Regions from separate parts of the Homo sapiens genome. Here region 2 is linked to region 1. Evidence: chromatin loops called from intact Hi-C (ENCODE). Cell type or tissue: CD4-positive, alpha-beta T cell. All regions are shown on one strand. Links, peaks and the distances in the headings refer to the core of each region. The heading gives the core; the rest is flanking DNA.

Region 1 (8,697 bases), core at 553-8,552:
GGAGAGTTTGCAGGGAAAATGGAATGCTTATACACTGTTGCTGAGAATGCAAATTAGTTCAGCCCTGTGGAAAGCAGTGTGGAGATTTCTCAGAAAACTAAAAAAACATTTATGATTCAAGCCAGCAATCCCATACCTGGCTATATATCCAAAGGAATATAAATCATTCTACCAAAAGACACATGCACTCATATATTTATCACAGCACTATTTACAATAGCAAAGACATGGAAACAACCTAGGTGCCCATCAATTGTGATAGACTATGGAAAATTTGGTACATATACACCATGGAATTCTATGCAGCCATAAAACGAATGAAATTATATCCTTTGCAGAAACATGTATGCAGCTAGAGGCCATTATCTTAAGTGCAGAATTAGTGCAGAAACAGAAAACAAAATATCATATGTTCTCATTGTAAGTGGAAGCCAGACTGTGGGCACACACAGACATAAAGATGGGAATAATAGACATCGTGGACTCCAAAAGGAGGGAGAGATGGAGGGGGGAGGGGCTGAAAAACATCCTATTGGGTACCATGTTCACTATCCAGGTGACTGCCTGTTGCGTACTATGTTCACTATCTGGGTGACCAACTAGGAGCCCAAACCTCAGCATCACGCAGCATACTCTTGTTACAAACCTCCGCATGTAAATCTAAAAATAAAATGAAAAAGAAAAGAAAAAACCTCCAGAAGTGTTATCAGAGTAAAATTTGGGAGAAGGATCTAACTTTCTGCAAGGACCTGTAAACATTTATACCTAGACACATAGCTAAGAACAGACACTTAGTTCAGTCTGTTTCCTGGAGTTCACTCTCCCCAGATTCAGATAAAGAATGCGTCCAGAGTCAGCATATGAATAGTTTCTCAGATACAGACTTCATTAAGAAATTCAGGCCCAGATATTGTTTGGGTTTGCAAATCTCTTCTCCTTCTCCTCCACCTTCCAAATCACTTTGTCAGAAACAAGCCTAGAACTATGTTGAAAATGAATTCTGGAAAATCAGCTACAAATTTCTATTCTGATATACAAAGGGGAATGCAAAATAAGCTGGAATGATGCTGGGTTGAAAATAAACAGTAGAGCACATGGGTGTAGACTGTTGTCATCCATACTTAAGAAAAATAGTTTAAACCCAGTGAGAACAGTTTGCATCTTGGACCATATCAGAATACTTCTGTGATGTTGAAGACATGTACTTTTAAATTGGATTTTTAAATGGTTTTATTGATGTATAATTGACATAAAAATTAACTGCACCAAAGTAAAGTGAACATTTTTATAAGATTTGACATACATATAGGCTTGTGATGCTATTATGGCAATCAACATGATGAATATTTACATCACCCCAAAAGTTTCTCATATTTCTTTGTACTTTTTCTCTTAACCTTCCTATCTCCCATGCCCATTTCCAAGCAATTCTCTGTCACTATATATTAGTTTGTGTATTTTATAATTTATACAAATTAAATCATATACAATTTTTTTGGTTTATCTTCTTTCACTTAGCATAATTATTTTGAGATTCTTTCATGGTGTCATTTGAAACAATGGTTTATTTCTTTTTATTGCTGAGTAGTACTATTACATTATATAGATATAAAACAATGTGTTTGTTATTTATCTGTTGATGTACATTTCAGTTAGTCCCAGTTTGAGGCTGTTACAAATAAAGTTACTACAAACGTGTATTCAAGATTTTGTATAGGTGTATTCTGTCATTTCTCTTAGAGCAAATAACTTGGAGTAGAATGGCTGCATCTGATATCAGGTGTATATTTGACTTATTTAAAACCTGCCCAATTATTTTCCAAAGTTATTATATTACTTTGTATTTCCACCAGTAGTACCTGAGAGTTGCAGTTGCTCCACATCCTTGTCAACCCCACTCTAATAGGTATGCAGTAGTACCTAATTGTGATTTTAATTTGCATATCCCTAATGACTAATGATGCTAAGCATGTTTTCATATGCCTATTTGCCATTCATATAGTTTCTTTGCTGAAGTGTTTGTTCAAATCTTTTGCCCATTTTATTTACTTTTCTATTTTTTTTTGTTAATGGGTTCTGTGGGTTCTTTGCATAACTCAAATAAATGACTTTCTCAGATACCCAATTTGCAAGTATTTTTCCAGTCTATAGCTCATCTATTAATTCTGTTGACAGAATTGTTTCCAGAGGCAGTTTTAAGTTGTAATGAAAACCAATTTTTCAATTTATCAACTTTTTGTCTTTTATGGGTCATGTTTTGCTATCATATCTAAGAAATGTTTGCATAGGCCAAGGTCACAAAAATTTCCTCCTATTTTCTTCTTGAAGTGTTATGATTTGGGGTTTTACATTTATGTTTATGATCACTTTAAGTAACTTTTTGTATATGGTATGAGAGTGTCAAAGTTCATTTTTTTGTATATGGATATTCAATTATTTAAGCACTATTTGTTGAAAAGACTATCCTTTCCACATTGAATTGCCTTTGCACCTTTGTCAAAAAGTAGTTGTTCATGTATATATGGGTCTATTCCTGGGCTCTATTCTGTTCTATTAATCTGTTAGTCTATCTGTATACAAATGCCACACTGTTTTGATTACTGTGGAAAACAACTTGAAGTAAGATAATATTATCCCTCCAAATTTTTTCTTTTCCAACCCTGTTTTGGCTACTCTAGGTGCCTTATATTTCTGAGTAAATTTTATAATGAGCCTGCTAATTTTAACCAAAAAAATGACAGAACTTTTATTGTGGTTATATTGAATCTGTAGAATAATTGAAACAGAACTGACTTTTTAACAATATTGAGTCTATCAATCTATGAACATAGTTTATCTCTCCATTCCTTAGGTCTTAATTTCTCTCATGAGGTTTTGTGGCTTTAAGTTACCAAGTCTTCTATACTTTGTAAGATTTATCTGTAAGCATTTAATATTTTTGATGCTATTGTAAATGGTATTGTGTTTTTATTTTTAATTTCTGATTGTCGCATGTGAAAATATATAAATACAATTAATCTTTGCAAACTGATCATTTATCCTGCAACCTTTACAATCTTACTTATTTGTTCTGGTATATTTTCTGCAGATTCTTTGGATTTTCTACTTAAACAATTATGTTGTCTGCAAATAAAGCTTGATTTATTTCTTCCTTTCCAAACTGTATGCCTTTTGTTTCTGTCTCTTGCCTTATTGCACTGGATAGACATTCTAGTACAATATTAAACAGAAACAGTGAGAGCAATAACTTTTTTCTTATGTGTGATCTTAGGGAGAAGCCTTTAGTTTTTCACCAAGTATGACACTTGACATAGGTTGTTGTAAGTTTCCTATATTAAGTTGAGAAAGTTCCTTTTAATTTCTCATTTAGAGAGAGTTTTTAATCAGGAATGGATGCTGGATTTTGTCACATGCCTTTTCTGGGTCTATTGAGAATATTCTCATTGTTAGATCATCTGCTACTTGTTAATCTTCTTTGATACATTATTGATGAATTCTCACAACAAATACTAAAGAAGCTATCACTATCACACTTTACAAAAAAAATGTAACAAAACACAAAAGTATTCAGCAAGTAAGTACATGGCAAAGTTAATAGTTTTGAACATAAATCTCATTAATAGCAAAACATGTGTTCCCTATTTTTTCCAGTATAAATTGCTTTCAGAGAAATTTCAGAGAGAAGTTAGAAGACACCAACGTGACTTTTTCCCAAGCCCTTGAAATATTTTAAGACAGCAAGTTAATAGGTGCTCTATTTATCCAAATGAAATTTTTTAAAATAATTAAATAATTTCAGGTCTCATTCTTTGACTAAAAGAGGAAAGAAAACATATTTTAAAGGATGAATAAACTGCAGTTTAGGAGCTGACCACCAGGTAGTGGCATAAGCATTCCTTTCAGACCAATTATTAAACACCTGATGAGCAATGCATGGTAGCAAGGCTGAAAAAGTTCCTAAACTTCTGTGAACCACCAGAGTACTGGAACTTTATTCATGGCCAGTGACCACTCTCTTTCTGTTCCTGGAAACTTGCTTGTGATAAAGGAGTCTAAAGCATAGTTGTTCAAATTAACCAGTATGAAAATTTCTCACATACAGGATCATAGCTTAATTCTTCCTAATGACTAACATTATTTAAAGCATTGTTTAATCTGTGCACAGTCAGTCATTGTTATGAAGCATTATTTCACAAGATTATGCAAGGTTTAAGGACATAAATGGGAATAATTTTCAAGAACATTCCAAAAATCTGAAGTCTATACAACCCATCAACTTGAACAATATTTACTGGTCCAGCAATTTCTAAAATAAAACTTGGTACACTTCACAATAAAAGAAAAATACAAAAACAATAATATGGAAGCCAAAACTTTGTCATAAATATGATTGAATAAATTTATCATTTTCCCCTTTCTTCATAGAAATAATCTAAATGCAACAAGAAATTTAAGAACAATAACACTATATCTATAATTGGGGTCAAATTAAGAGAAAGAATCCGAATATTTTTAAGAGCCAACCAAATTAAATGAGCTTGCACAAATGCACAGGTACAGTGAATCATCCTAGATCCAAATGAAACAATCCACCAAACCAGGCATTAGAACATCTTTGGCCTTCTTAAAGTTTGTTAATTTCAAGCATTATATTAATAGATTTTCAAGTATTAAATCATCTTTACATTCCCAAAATAAATTCAACTTAATTATGTTGTTTTTTTTTGTGCATGCATTTGTCCCTTCTCACTTTTTTTTTCTGGATCATGTTAGTATTGTAATTATTTTCAAAATATCATGTTGTGGTTTTATCATTGATTTTGTTATTTTCCTTTGAGCCATTAATTTCTTGCTTTTATTTTTAATTCCTTCAATCTACTCTCAACCATTTTATTTTACTGTTAATTTTATAACTTCTGGAGTTGTATATTGAATTGGCTTACTTTTATATTTCATTGTTTGCTGAAAATTCATCAATTGGAGTCAAATGACCCAAGTTTAAGTGTTGGATGTTTATTTACTAGATCTGTGGACTGAGGTAAAACTTTCTGCTTCTATATCTCTCTAGTATGGAAACCAGAGTGCACATTATTTTCTCCTGGTTTAGTATTTTCAATTACTAACTAAACATTGCTTTAAAAATATGTATCCAAATACAAATTCTTCATCTTGTTCAGCACATCATCATGTGTTAGAATATTTATTCTTAGAAGGACATCATTCTTTGACTTCTCAACATTTAAACTAAATTTTGAAGGGCCTGATGTATTAAAGATATAAAATGATTACATTATGAAGTTGATGCTTCTATGTATGCTTGAAGTTTTGCAGCCTACATGAGTTATCCTGAGGGACATGAGACAAATGTCCTGTTCTCCAATCTGCTGTCACAACACCTGAAATTCCACCATTAAATATGCTTGTAGTTAGAACTAATAAATGAATTCAACAAACTTGAAGGATACAGAAACAGCACACAAAAATCAATTGCATTTCTATAAACTAACAATGAACACTTTGGAAATTAAGAAAATAATTCCATTTGCAATAGCATCAAAAAGAATAAAATACTTAGGAATAAACTTAAACAACAATGCTAAAGACTTGCACAATGAAAACAAAAATGTTGCTGAAATAAATTAAATAAGGCACAAATAAGTTGAAAGACATCTGATATTTATGGATTGGAGAATTTAACATCATTAAAATGTCGATGCTACCAAAAGCAATCTACAGATTCAATTCAATCCCTATCAAAATCCCAATAGTGTTTTTGCAGTAATAGAAAAATCCATCCAAAAGTTCATATGGCAGCTTGTGAAACCCCAAATAGCCAAAATAATCTTGAAAAGGAACAAGTTTGGAAGGTCTAACACTTCCTGATTTCAAAGCTGATTACAAAGCTACAGTAATATAGCAAAAGCTGTGTGGTGCTTGCATAATGACAGTCATATAGACCAATGCAATACAATAGAGAGCCCAAAATTAAACCTTCACATTTACAACCAAATTATTTTAGGAAAGGGTCCTAAGACTGTTTAAGGGTGAAAGGAAAGTCTTTTCAACAAACAGTGTTGGGAAAAACTGGATATCCACATGCAAAAGAGTGAAACTGCACTCTTATCTTACAGGAAAAGCATCGCGATTTAGATTTGGCAATAATTTCTTTTTCTTTTTTTCTTTTTTTTCAGCCTTCAGAAAGCATGGAATTGGCAATAATTTCTTGGCTATAATACCAAAAGCATAGGATGCAAAAGAAAACTTAGATAAACTTGACTACATCAAAATTAAAAACTACTGTGCATCAAAGGGCACAATTAATGGAGTGACAGAGTGGATAAACAACCCATGGAATGGAAAAAAAAATATCAAATCATATATCCGACAAAAGATCAATATCCAGAATATATAAAGAACTCTTACAACTCAGCAGAAAAAAAAGACAACCCAGGCCAGGCGCGGTGGCTCACATCTGTAATCCCAGGACTTTGGAGGCCGAGGTAGGTGAATTGCTTTAGCTCGGGAGTTCAAAACCAGCCTGGGCAACATGGTGAAACACCATCTTGAAAGAAAGAAAGAGAGAAAGAGAGAGAGAGAAAGACAGACACCCCATTTCAAAATGGGCAAAGTAGTTGAATAGGCATTTTTCCAAGGAAGATATACAATTGGCCAATAAGCACAGGAAAAGATACTCATCATCACGAATTATTAGGGAAATGCAAATAAAAATCATAATGACATACTACTTCATGCCCATTAGGATGGCTACTATTCATATCAAAAATAATGATAGTAAAAGAAGTGCTGATGAAATGTGGAGAAATCAAAACACCTGTGTCCTGTTGGTGAAAATGTAAAATGGTACAGCAGCCACTGTGGAAACCAGTTTGGCAGTTCTTTAAAAAATTAAAAATAGAATTATTATGTGATTCAGCAATTGCACTTCTGGGTATATCACTTCTAAAGTTGAAAGAATTGGGGGATATACCCCAAATATTGAGACGTTTGCATACTCTTGTTGAGAGCAGCTTATTCACAATAGCCAAAAGATAGAAACAGCTCAAATTTCCATTGATAGATAAATAGTTTAACAAAATAGGGTATGTACACACAATTGAATAATATGCAGCCTTATAAAGGAAGGAAATTCTGAAAGCCTGCTTCATACTATGACATGAATGAACTTTGAGGACATTACGCTAAGTGAAATAAGGCAGTCACAAAAAAAAATTGTATGACTCTAGTTATACAAAGTACCTAGAGTAGTCAAACTTATAAAGACAGAAAGGAAGGCTGGTTTCTAGGGATTAGGTGGAGAAGAAAATAGAGAGCTATTGTTTAGTAGTCACAGAGTTTCAGGTTTCCAAAATGAAAAGAGTTCTCAAGATGGATGGTAGTGATGGTTGCACAACAAAGGAATGTACTTAACACTACTGAAGTGTCCATTTGTAAATGGTTAACATGGCAAAATTTATGTTATATATATTTTTCCACAATTAAAAATAATTTTAAAAATTTTTAAACATATTTCTCTTTAAGATTTATACTATACACATCTACTTTTCAAATGCAAATACAAGAGGATGTTACAATACAAGATCACTTACCAACCAACCATTACCATTCAAAGCTTAGGGAAGGAGAAAATGGTGTTGGAGGTAGAAGGAGAAGATTGAAAAGAATGAGGATTTTGGATGGTGGAACAGGTCTGGGGGTGTGCAAAGTTGATCCACATGATGGCATTAAATGTTTTTGAAAGAGGGGTAAAATGAAGCACAAAAGCAGAGAAAAGAAAGACTTCAAATTCTGCCTCTCTACAATGTCCCTCTAAGAGCCACTAATTTATTAATCATTTTATGGATAAATCTGGTATGGGGCAGGTAAACCTACAGTATAGAAATTGAGCTATTACATGCTAGAGATTGCAATAAGATTGTTAAATGGACTGAGTTCTCAGCACAAAGTTTGTCACTCTGTAGGTGCTGAATGATTTTTTAAAAATAAATGGATATATAAGTGAATAAATAACTTTACAGGAAGGGGAATATCACACTCTAGGGACTGTGGTGGGGTGGGGGAAGGGGGGAGGGATAGCACTGGGAGATATACCTAATGCTAGATGACAAGTTAGTGGGTGCAGCGCACCAGCATGGCACATGTATACATATGTAACTAACCTGCACAATGTGCACATGTACCCTAAAACTTAAAGTATAATAATAAAAAAAATAATAATAATAATAACTTTTTAAAAATCAAGCTGCATTATTTTGTTAATACACTGCCTTCTGGGTTTTAATTACTTAATTTAAATATTTGCATCTCTATTCAAGAGTAAATTTTCTGTCACTAAAACAATTGAATACATTTATTAAACTAAGGTAGAGTGACCATTTCCATATTACATTTTACCTGTGGTTACAAAGGTTTTCCCAGATGTAGATGCCAAGAAATACAATGATAATGACTGAAGAGTTAGTGAAAGGCAATATTTCTCAATTAAAAAACTGATTTTTGGTGCATTCCAAAGTTATCTTTTAGTAGAGTCTTGTTTCTAAGATTCCAATTTTAGATGTCATTTCTATTAGATTTGAACTAATTACTTATTAGGCTGAATATGTGTGACTTCTTTACTGGTTCTCTCTAACTACCTCAAAGGTAAACCGCTATCTGTAAACTCTAACTTGTGGTGAGATG
Region 2 (8,697 bases), core at 196-8,195, 58 kb after region 1:
TCAAATGAGGGGCATGAGCTGGAAATGTATTTTCTAAAGTGCGATTGATACAGGAGGTCATATTAGGCAGAACACAGATGGTCTTTCTGACTGTTATATATGTAACATTATTTTAATTTGTATTAGGAAAAAATATCTTGCACATCAAATGCACATTTTATAACATATATGTGGTCCCACTGATAGTATCTATTAAAGTAAGGACAATATTTTACATATTTTTGGCATCTATTTAATAGAGAAATCAATTTAATGTTAAATTAAGTAAATTATGGAGTAGATGATACACAGATACAGCAAACATCATTTAAAGATTATGAAAATATAAGTTAAATGCTGCTAAGTGTACAACCAGGGGAAACTTTGCTCCATGGACTCAGAGACTGTGACCTCTCAGAGCAAACAGTAAAGGAGTGGAAGGACTCTGGGCAAGCAGGCCCAGGATCTGTATGGTCTACATTGAGGAATGAAATTTCAATAATGACAAAAGGAAACATAATTCCATATAAATTCAGCTTCTTCACATATGAGAGATGGTGCATTATTCTTCACTTCTGTTTGGAGACAGAGGTTATAAAGAAAGTTCCCCCTACACATAAACAGTTAAGAATGGCATGCATTCCCTCCTGGATACTCAGGAATGAAGGACTCTGCTCCGGCGTATGTAGTCTGTTCACCCCTGTTTAAACAGAGAAGCACAGACAGATGACATTCATTCATGGCTGACAGCTTTTAGAAGATATGCTCTCTTTTCACAGCCCCCACAGGTGAGCACTGAGGCCTTAACCACCCTTCTATAACTTCCAGACTTTTAAATAAGATACTACACTCGCTCTTTTTCATATTTCCAGAGCCCAGCAACTCACAGCACAGCTCCCAAGAGAAAATCAAGAATGAAACTCCCAAAGCCTTCTTCATTTTTATCCCTCAGACTCACGGAGGACTCTGGCTGGGGCCTGGGAGCCCTCAAACACTACCAAGCCAAATCTCTTGTTTCTCTGAGTGAATATTCATAGTTTTGTTGCAGGAAGCTGAGAGTCTCCCCATCCAGCCAGAAACAAGATTTACTCCCCCATGCACAGATCGCACAGCTGTCTCTGATCTCTGAAGAGGTAGCATGGGAAAGGACCCTGGCAGAACCAGGTGCTGATTCTCAGTCAGCTGCATCTAGCATTTGTCCCTTAGATTTTTCTCTTTCCTTTTTTCTTCTGTAATACTTCCTGGGCATCTACCATGTATGTACAAGTTGTAAATTGAATAACTAAAAAGGATTCCTCCCCCAAGGATGACCTAGAAAAGTTATTTTCTCCCAGAGCAGAGCTCTGTTAAATAAGCTCCCAGTTATGGATCTAGTTATTGGCACTGTAGCTCAGTATAAAATGGTGTATATCTGACTCCTGCTCCATAACGCTCATGTGAATCCATCATAGAATTTACACTAAGTTATACCTGAAGCAAGAAAGCTTCATTCTCTACCCGTAAGGCCTATGAGATAAAGAAATAGTTCAAATAATTGGATGGAATCAGGCCAGTGTGAAATAGTGACTCTCAGTCCTAAATATAGTAAAATATAATAATATAACCAATAGCAGGAGAGTAGAGGGTTAAGCCTTATCTATCCTTAAATTTTCTTGTTATTTTATTTCAAATTGTCTTTGTTGCAATATCTCATTTATATCCAAGTATAGCTACCATTGGTGAGAAATTGTTCCCTACCACTACAATTCAATCATTTAATTAAATTCATGAAATTTAATTCAATCCTTACAACTATGTGGAGAGGTGATTGTTATTGTTATTACAATTGATGATGTCTAGGTGGCCTGAGTTTAAGTAATTTTGTCAATGGTCAAATAATTTAGTAAATGACAGGTATATTAATAGTACTTCAGTGACTATGCCTTGTAATGGTCACATGGAACCTGCCAATCACTAGAATAGGCAAGACAAATGCCTATAGTGAAACAGATATATTGGAAATACCTATATTGGATATTCCTGTAAAAGAAGGGAACACTATAGACAATTGTAGATCTAAACCTCATGAGGGAAGGTCTTTGTTGTCTGCATGTGTCTGTTTTATTCATTATTCTACTCTTCATACCTACAAAAACAATTGTTGCTTATTGTGTGTTTCATAAGTAAGTGTATAATGAATGAATTCAATGTGTGTCTGTCGTTTAATGCCTAAGTTTTCTATCTCTCCATGATGCTTACTTGTGTCTTTTCGGTGCCACACTATTCTCCTAAAAATACCCCTAAAACTTAATTGCCCACATACTTGGAATTTTATCTATTGGTTAAGTTTTCATGCATTTCATCTTATTCCTCAATTGATTTGCAAGATTTTTCTGGTAAGTTCATTCTGCTTAAGAGTAACATTTTATACTACTGTCGGTATAGTCAAAGGTCCTAATACAGTACGTTGTACACATAGGGGATACATATTTATTCTCGGTGAATATGTATTCTTCTTGCTTACTTACTGGATGATTAGCCACCAATTTAACCAAGTCAATGCAGTCTTTTTTACATTATTAACTGAAGAAAAGTGGTGCCCTTTAAAGACGTTCTTAAGATTAAGAAACAAAAAGAAGTCAGAAGGAGCCAAATCAGCACTGTGAGGGGGATGCCTAATGATTTCCCACAGAAACCTAAATTCTCCTCGCTTGATGAGAGGAATAAGTTGGAGCATTGTCGTGGTGGAAAGGGATTCTCTGGTGAAGATTTCCCAGGCATTTTTCTGCTAAAGCTCTGGCTAACTTTCTCTAAACATTCTTATAATAAGCAGATGCTGTCATTCTTTGGCCCTCCAGAAACTCAATAAACAAAATGCCTTGAGCATCGCAAAAAACTGTTGCCATGACTTTTGCTCTTGACTGGGCCACTTTTGCTTTGACTGGACCTCCACCTCTTGCTAATCATTGCTTTGATTGTGCTTTATCTTCAGAATCAAAAGGATAAAGCCATGTTTCATCTCCTGTTCCAATTATTTGAAGAAATGGTTCAAGATCATTATCCCACTTATTCAAAATTTCATTGAAAGCTCTGCTCTTTTCTGGAGCTGATCTGAGCATAGTGGTTTTGGCACCCATCAAGTACAAAGTTTGCTCAACTTGAACTTTTCAGTCAGAATTGTGTGAGCTAAACCAGTTGAGACATTTATAGTGTTGGCTATTGTTTCCACTGTTAATCATCCGTCCTTTTTGATTAGGGCACTTATGGTTAATTTTTTCTTCACAAATTGTTATGGAATGTCTGCCACTGTGGGCTTCATCGGCATCCTCTTGTCTATTCTTAAACAAATTATCCATTTTGTTTAAGAACAGACAGACAAGAGGATGGCTGATTTTATTGGAGTGTTGAGCCTATAAATTTTTCATAAAGCATCAGTGATTTCACCATTCTTCCACCCAAGTTTCACCATAAATTTGATGTTTGTTCTTGCCTCAAGTTTAACAGAATTCATGTTGCTCTGATAGGGGCTCCTTTCAAACTGATGTCTTATCCTTCTTAGTGCCTCAAACTAAATCCTGTTCAGATATGTTATAACAACTTAGTATAAGTTTATTTTGGTGCCAGAAAATTTGAAATCCATGCACCGTTTTTCATAATACGCAATTTCTTTTTTCCATAAACTTTTTGAAGACACCTAGCATTTATTGAATAAACTGATCTGAAAATCCAACAATTCACAAAGAGTGTTGAATTTGTTTTTATTCATCTTTCAGTCATATGTTTCTGAATTACCTTAGCCAATTCTTCCAGCTCAATCTAGTGGCCAGATGGCAAATTGCTTATTGTGGCAGTTCTTTCTCTCAATCATTGGTCAAAATTTTGGTGTGTCTAACTTCAAACCAAAGACTCAGGGATTAGGATGTTTTTGATGAATGATAATTCTGGAAATGGTCTATAAGCCTAGAGAGGTATTTTCTTACAGTGTTTTCCCCCGATGCTACACCTGTGCTGTCACAACCATAGCCACTTCCTGTCTGTGATGGTGAATCCTTTCTTTGGTCTCTCCAGCAAGTGGATGTCTCAAGCAGACCCTTGGGGATTTTGTGTACCTCACTCCAACAGTTCTCTCACTGTAGCCTCTTTCAGTGCACAGAAACACATCACTGAGTTCTCCAGTTGTGAAGTGGAGATGACAAGTTGATGGATTTGCTTGCCTTCTGCAAATGCAATGAGTAGTGACCTATTGCTTATTGCTGATCGTGAGTCCTGATGAATAAGGAAAATCATCTCCCCACTCCTGGGCTACTTGTGCCAGAAAGGACTATAACTTCCAGCACTGGTGTCATAATTGCAGTCCAGAGTCACAGCCTCCTTCTCATGCACCAATACTGATGGTTTAATTTGAGTTACTTCTCAGCAAAACCAGATTCTGAAGGAGAAAACAAAGAACCAAAAGGTTTAGGGATGAGTGATGTGGAACAAAGAAATTCTATTTTTACACCCTGTTACTTCTTCTGTCCCAAAGTTTTGATGAGACATTTCCCAGTCCTTGGGTCTTAGAGGAAGACCATTCCCACCAGGGGCATCCCTACCTAGCCACATTGAAGCTGTGACCACCCTCAGGCAGCTGGAGAGCAACATGTTTGGTTCTTTCTCTAGAGAGAATATATTTTGTTCTTCTTAAAATTCAGGGCTCTGCATTGTGAGGTGAGTCTGATGAAGTAAGAGAAGAATTACTGGACTATGTGCTGCTGCTGCTGCTGCTGCCCTGGAATAGGAAACGGAGGTTTTCCGGTGTAGCAAGCTAGTTTGTGTTATCTAACACTTCTCTATGTACTGGCTAAGAACCTCACCCAATGCAAACTTCCTTTGCACTTACCCACCCTTAATTTGATAATAAATAACTTAAATATGAAAATAAACATGGTCAGGTTAGAAGGGAAATTGATAATTCGGCCAATTGCTATGTTCAGTCATTGCATCTGTGATGGAACTGAGCAATGAGGTTGAGAGGTTGGCACTTACTTTAAAATACTACATGTAATGAATAATGAAGGCAACGGAAGATGTAACAATTATGTATCCTCACATCTATGTATGTTGTTGTTTCTCCTAAGGTAGAAATTAATCACATTATGCTAAGAAGGAAAAGCTGTTTGCACTAATCACTGCAGATCATCGGACCTACATGTTAATATAGCAATATTTGTCCTATTCCCAAAGTCTGTCCAGTTGCTTATCTGGGGAACAAACGGTAGAAAAAAACTAATCTCTCTTTCTCTTTTCTACGCAGAAAAAAACTAATCTCTTTTTTCTGAGAGTTTAGAATGAAGCCCTCAGACATTGAGTCCTATCTTAAAAGTTTTCTTCTTTTTTCAAGTTAGTTTAGACAGCCCAGCTCTGTTTATACAGGCCATATTAGACACCAGACTCTGATCATTAAGTTATCAAACCTTTGAATTTATGCATTTTTATTATGTCATCTGGGACCCCAAATGAGCCATAACAAGCCATTACATTCTGTACATCCACTGCTGAAAGGTATGAATCCTAGGTGTCTCCATACGTCTCCCAAGGAAAAACTATTATAGGAAAATTGATTGTGATAAGGCTTTCGTTTTGTGAATATTAGCAGTAAGGCCATGTCCTAGGGATATTACTCAATTACATTAAAAACAACAAAGACCCATTGCCTATTATAGCCTATTTCTTAATATAATGATTACAACCTATCCTCCTTGTCTTAAAATGATTTCAGCTATGTCTAAATTTGTTGAAGCATCTCCAGATCTTTCACTGAAATCACCATTAAATCTTATGATGCCACATACAGCACAAATGATCTACTCTGTAAAAACAACCATTTTTTTACCAGTTGGTGGACTAACTATACAATATTATTAATTTCTCCTCATAGCGTCTAACTCCATTACACTTCTCAATCAATGAATCTTATGATTGCATTTCTGTAACTCAAGAAGTGTCCATCCCAGAACAGATATTTTGGACAGTCTCATACCTAATTCTGAATTAATTTTGTTTTTAATGTCTTATCTTCAAAACTGAAAAGAAATAACACAAGGTTTATAATGCATTTACTGCTCCAGACTCCATTATAAAATCTAATTCCTTAGAAGAAGCAAAACAAATTAAAGTAACTGAATTTGTGGCTCTCTCTTTGCTATGTCCAATTATGAAAAATATATACAGTGATAGCCTATATGTTTTAACATAGTTCACAACTCTCAAATACTATGGAGATGATGAGATTTCTTAACCTTCTTAACCTTTTCATACATCTCATGTATCGCTATAAAATAGACACCAAATACGAAAATTATTTGAATTATTGATACTACTCAAAGAAAGACAAAGTTCCAAAGTAGGAAAGACACTATAGAAGCCAGGAAGAAATACATGAGCAGAGAATCATGCTAAACATGCCTTTCTGACTAACGTCCTCATGCAAGTACCTCTTACAGAACATGCAGAAAAATCTATGGAAAATTTTAGTAACTACATCTTGGATCAATTATTGATTTGTTTGATCAGTGAGGATAAGATATATCAAGGCCAGAAAGGCTGCCTGGTGGGACCAAATGATCTCCAGTGAATACTTGTTTTAGCAACCTTCCAGAGACAGCCCATCACAGTAGGGATGTACTGGCTGCAATATTATACAAATAGTTGGGGAAAACTTTTCTAGGAGAACACAGAAAGTGGCAAGTTCATGCCTTTTTTGAAACCTATAAGATTCCATGAAAAGTGTAAAAATGGAATATGAACTGGAATACTGTCCTAAGGAAACAGTTGAATATGTGACACTTCAAATTATCTATATATAGGGGAACACAATTTTCCGGGAAGTTATATAATGCTTTGCCCTCACTCAGAACTTCTCTTTTCTTATCACCTCCTTATCCTCTATAAATGAAGACACAACACATGAGAAATATTAAAACTAAAATTAATTACGGTATCAGACATCCTTGAATTTCCATGATCTAATATATTATTACCCTTCACTTTCATGGCCCTGAGTTGTTCACTCTGCCATCATAGGTTGTCTTACTATCAACTGGTGACTTGTAGGTCCATATTACTCCTAGTATCTGGAATCCTATATAGTTCATTCTTTCACAAACTTATCTAGATAAATAAACCCATTATACTCAGTCCTTATACCAACAGGTACAGTTTTCTTTCCTGGCCTTTCATTTAATCAGCCTTTACATGACCTAAGCCTGGATGAGTTGGTATTTGGAAAAAAATTCCAGAGAAAGACTGCCTTTCAACCTTGTGAAAATGACCTTATTAGGTACTGTTTATTACCAGTTCAACAGTTAAAGTACGAGGAATTGATCTGTGGTTACTTTGTACCAATTAGTTTGACATTATCCATCCTTAAATGGCAAGAATTGAGAAGTTATTCATATTACAGATATTAAACTGAATTTCTTCAGAGACTATTTAGGGGCTTTTCAGAAAATGAGTGCAGACTCGAGGTCCTTGAAACACATGTATAAGTGGATAAAGTAGACAGCTCCATGCAAGTATAATCGAACAGTATTATCTAGATGACTGGAACCAGTGGTTGTTATACTATCTTTGCATTCTTTTCTTTTTCATCCATTTGGTGGTATTTTTCAACTCTAATGGTACAACGTTGCATATATTTGTAATTTTTTTCCACTTTGTTATTTTGTTAATAAAACAATTTGCTTAGGTACAGGCTTTACTTGAGGTAATAACCATCCTAACACTTTTCACCTCTACAAAGCCACAGCTAGTGCAAAAAATTTAAATAATTGTGAGATATGTCATTCTATGCTAACTCCTGGGAAAATCCAAGTATTAACCATACCCAATTAATATGACTAAAATACATTTCGGTCAATACACTTAGCCTTAAAATGTTAGAGAAATATCTATTGATAAAAATTTAGGGTAGTGTTGGTACAACTAAACTTGATGTGTTTAACTCTGATTCTAGGAGTTGGTTCAATCCTCAACTGAACCTCTCCATTATCAATTGCCATACCGTTTCCTTAAACACTATACTTGCCATAGTGTTTCTTTAAACTGTAAATCAAACCTCCAAAGAAATTCAAACATTTGAAATGTTGAGTTATTCCTGTAAAATGACAAAAGTTTAAAACATTCAGGTATAGAAAAAAAAGAGTGGTAGCAGAGATGATGATCATGTATGTGCCCAATGGTGTGTGCTTTCTGTAACCAAGATTCAGACTTTTCAAAAGATTATATATTGTATAATTCCACCCATGTGACCTCCAGAAAAAAATAAAAATATAAAAGAACAGACCAAGGTTTGCAAGGAGTTTGAGATGGAGGTGTGATTTCACACAGATCACACAAGGGAGTTTTTGGGATGAGCAATCTGTTTCGTATCATAGTTATGTAATGGTTACATCAAACTATGCAATATATCAAAATTCAAATTTCACACATTGAACTGCATATCAAAATGTGTTCCTTTTTAAGTGATAATTTAAAAACTGAAAATTGTAAAAACTGAGAAAATAAAATAAAGCAATTGATGTGGTTTCTATTTTTCTATCTGGAACTCTGATTTTCTTTCTCAACTTCTGAAAAAGATAGCACCAGGCATGCCAACTGTGGTAGGCAAAATAAGGGCTCCAAAAAAGTTAGGCCCCAGTCCCTGGAATCCATGAAAGTTATCTTATATAGCCAAGGGAAAAAAGACACTGCAGATATGAT

The links. Hi-C counts contacts between places; a loop is a spot of excess contacts. Peaks named below come from ENCODE experiments on the same cell type or tissue, not always from the same donor. Only the 100,000 strongest peaks of a DNase experiment are listed, where the experiment ranks them.
Region 2: it touches region 1 in a loop (2.4-fold over the local background); 15 of 110 quality-filtered maps call a loop at or near these places.

Annotation. Positions count from the first base shown.
Region 1 is chr14:21,929,068-21,937,764 of GRCh38, reverse strand. It overlaps TRA. Among named protein-coding and RNA genes, the nearest start is that of OR4E1, 260 kb to the right of the region's middle. In CD4-positive, alpha-beta T cell, for the core only: a CTCF peak has its summit at 3,886 (motif pointing right); a DNase peak (open chromatin) is centred at 3,884.
Region 2 is chr14:21,870,451-21,879,147 of GRCh38, reverse strand. It overlaps TRA. Among named protein-coding and RNA genes, the nearest start is that of OR4E1, 200 kb to the right of the region's middle. In CD4-positive, alpha-beta T cell, for the core only: no CTCF peak of the experiment used is centred there; DNase peaks (open chromatin) are centred at 4,017 and 4,737; H3K4me3 peaks cover 994 bases; H3K27ac peaks cover 1,651 bases.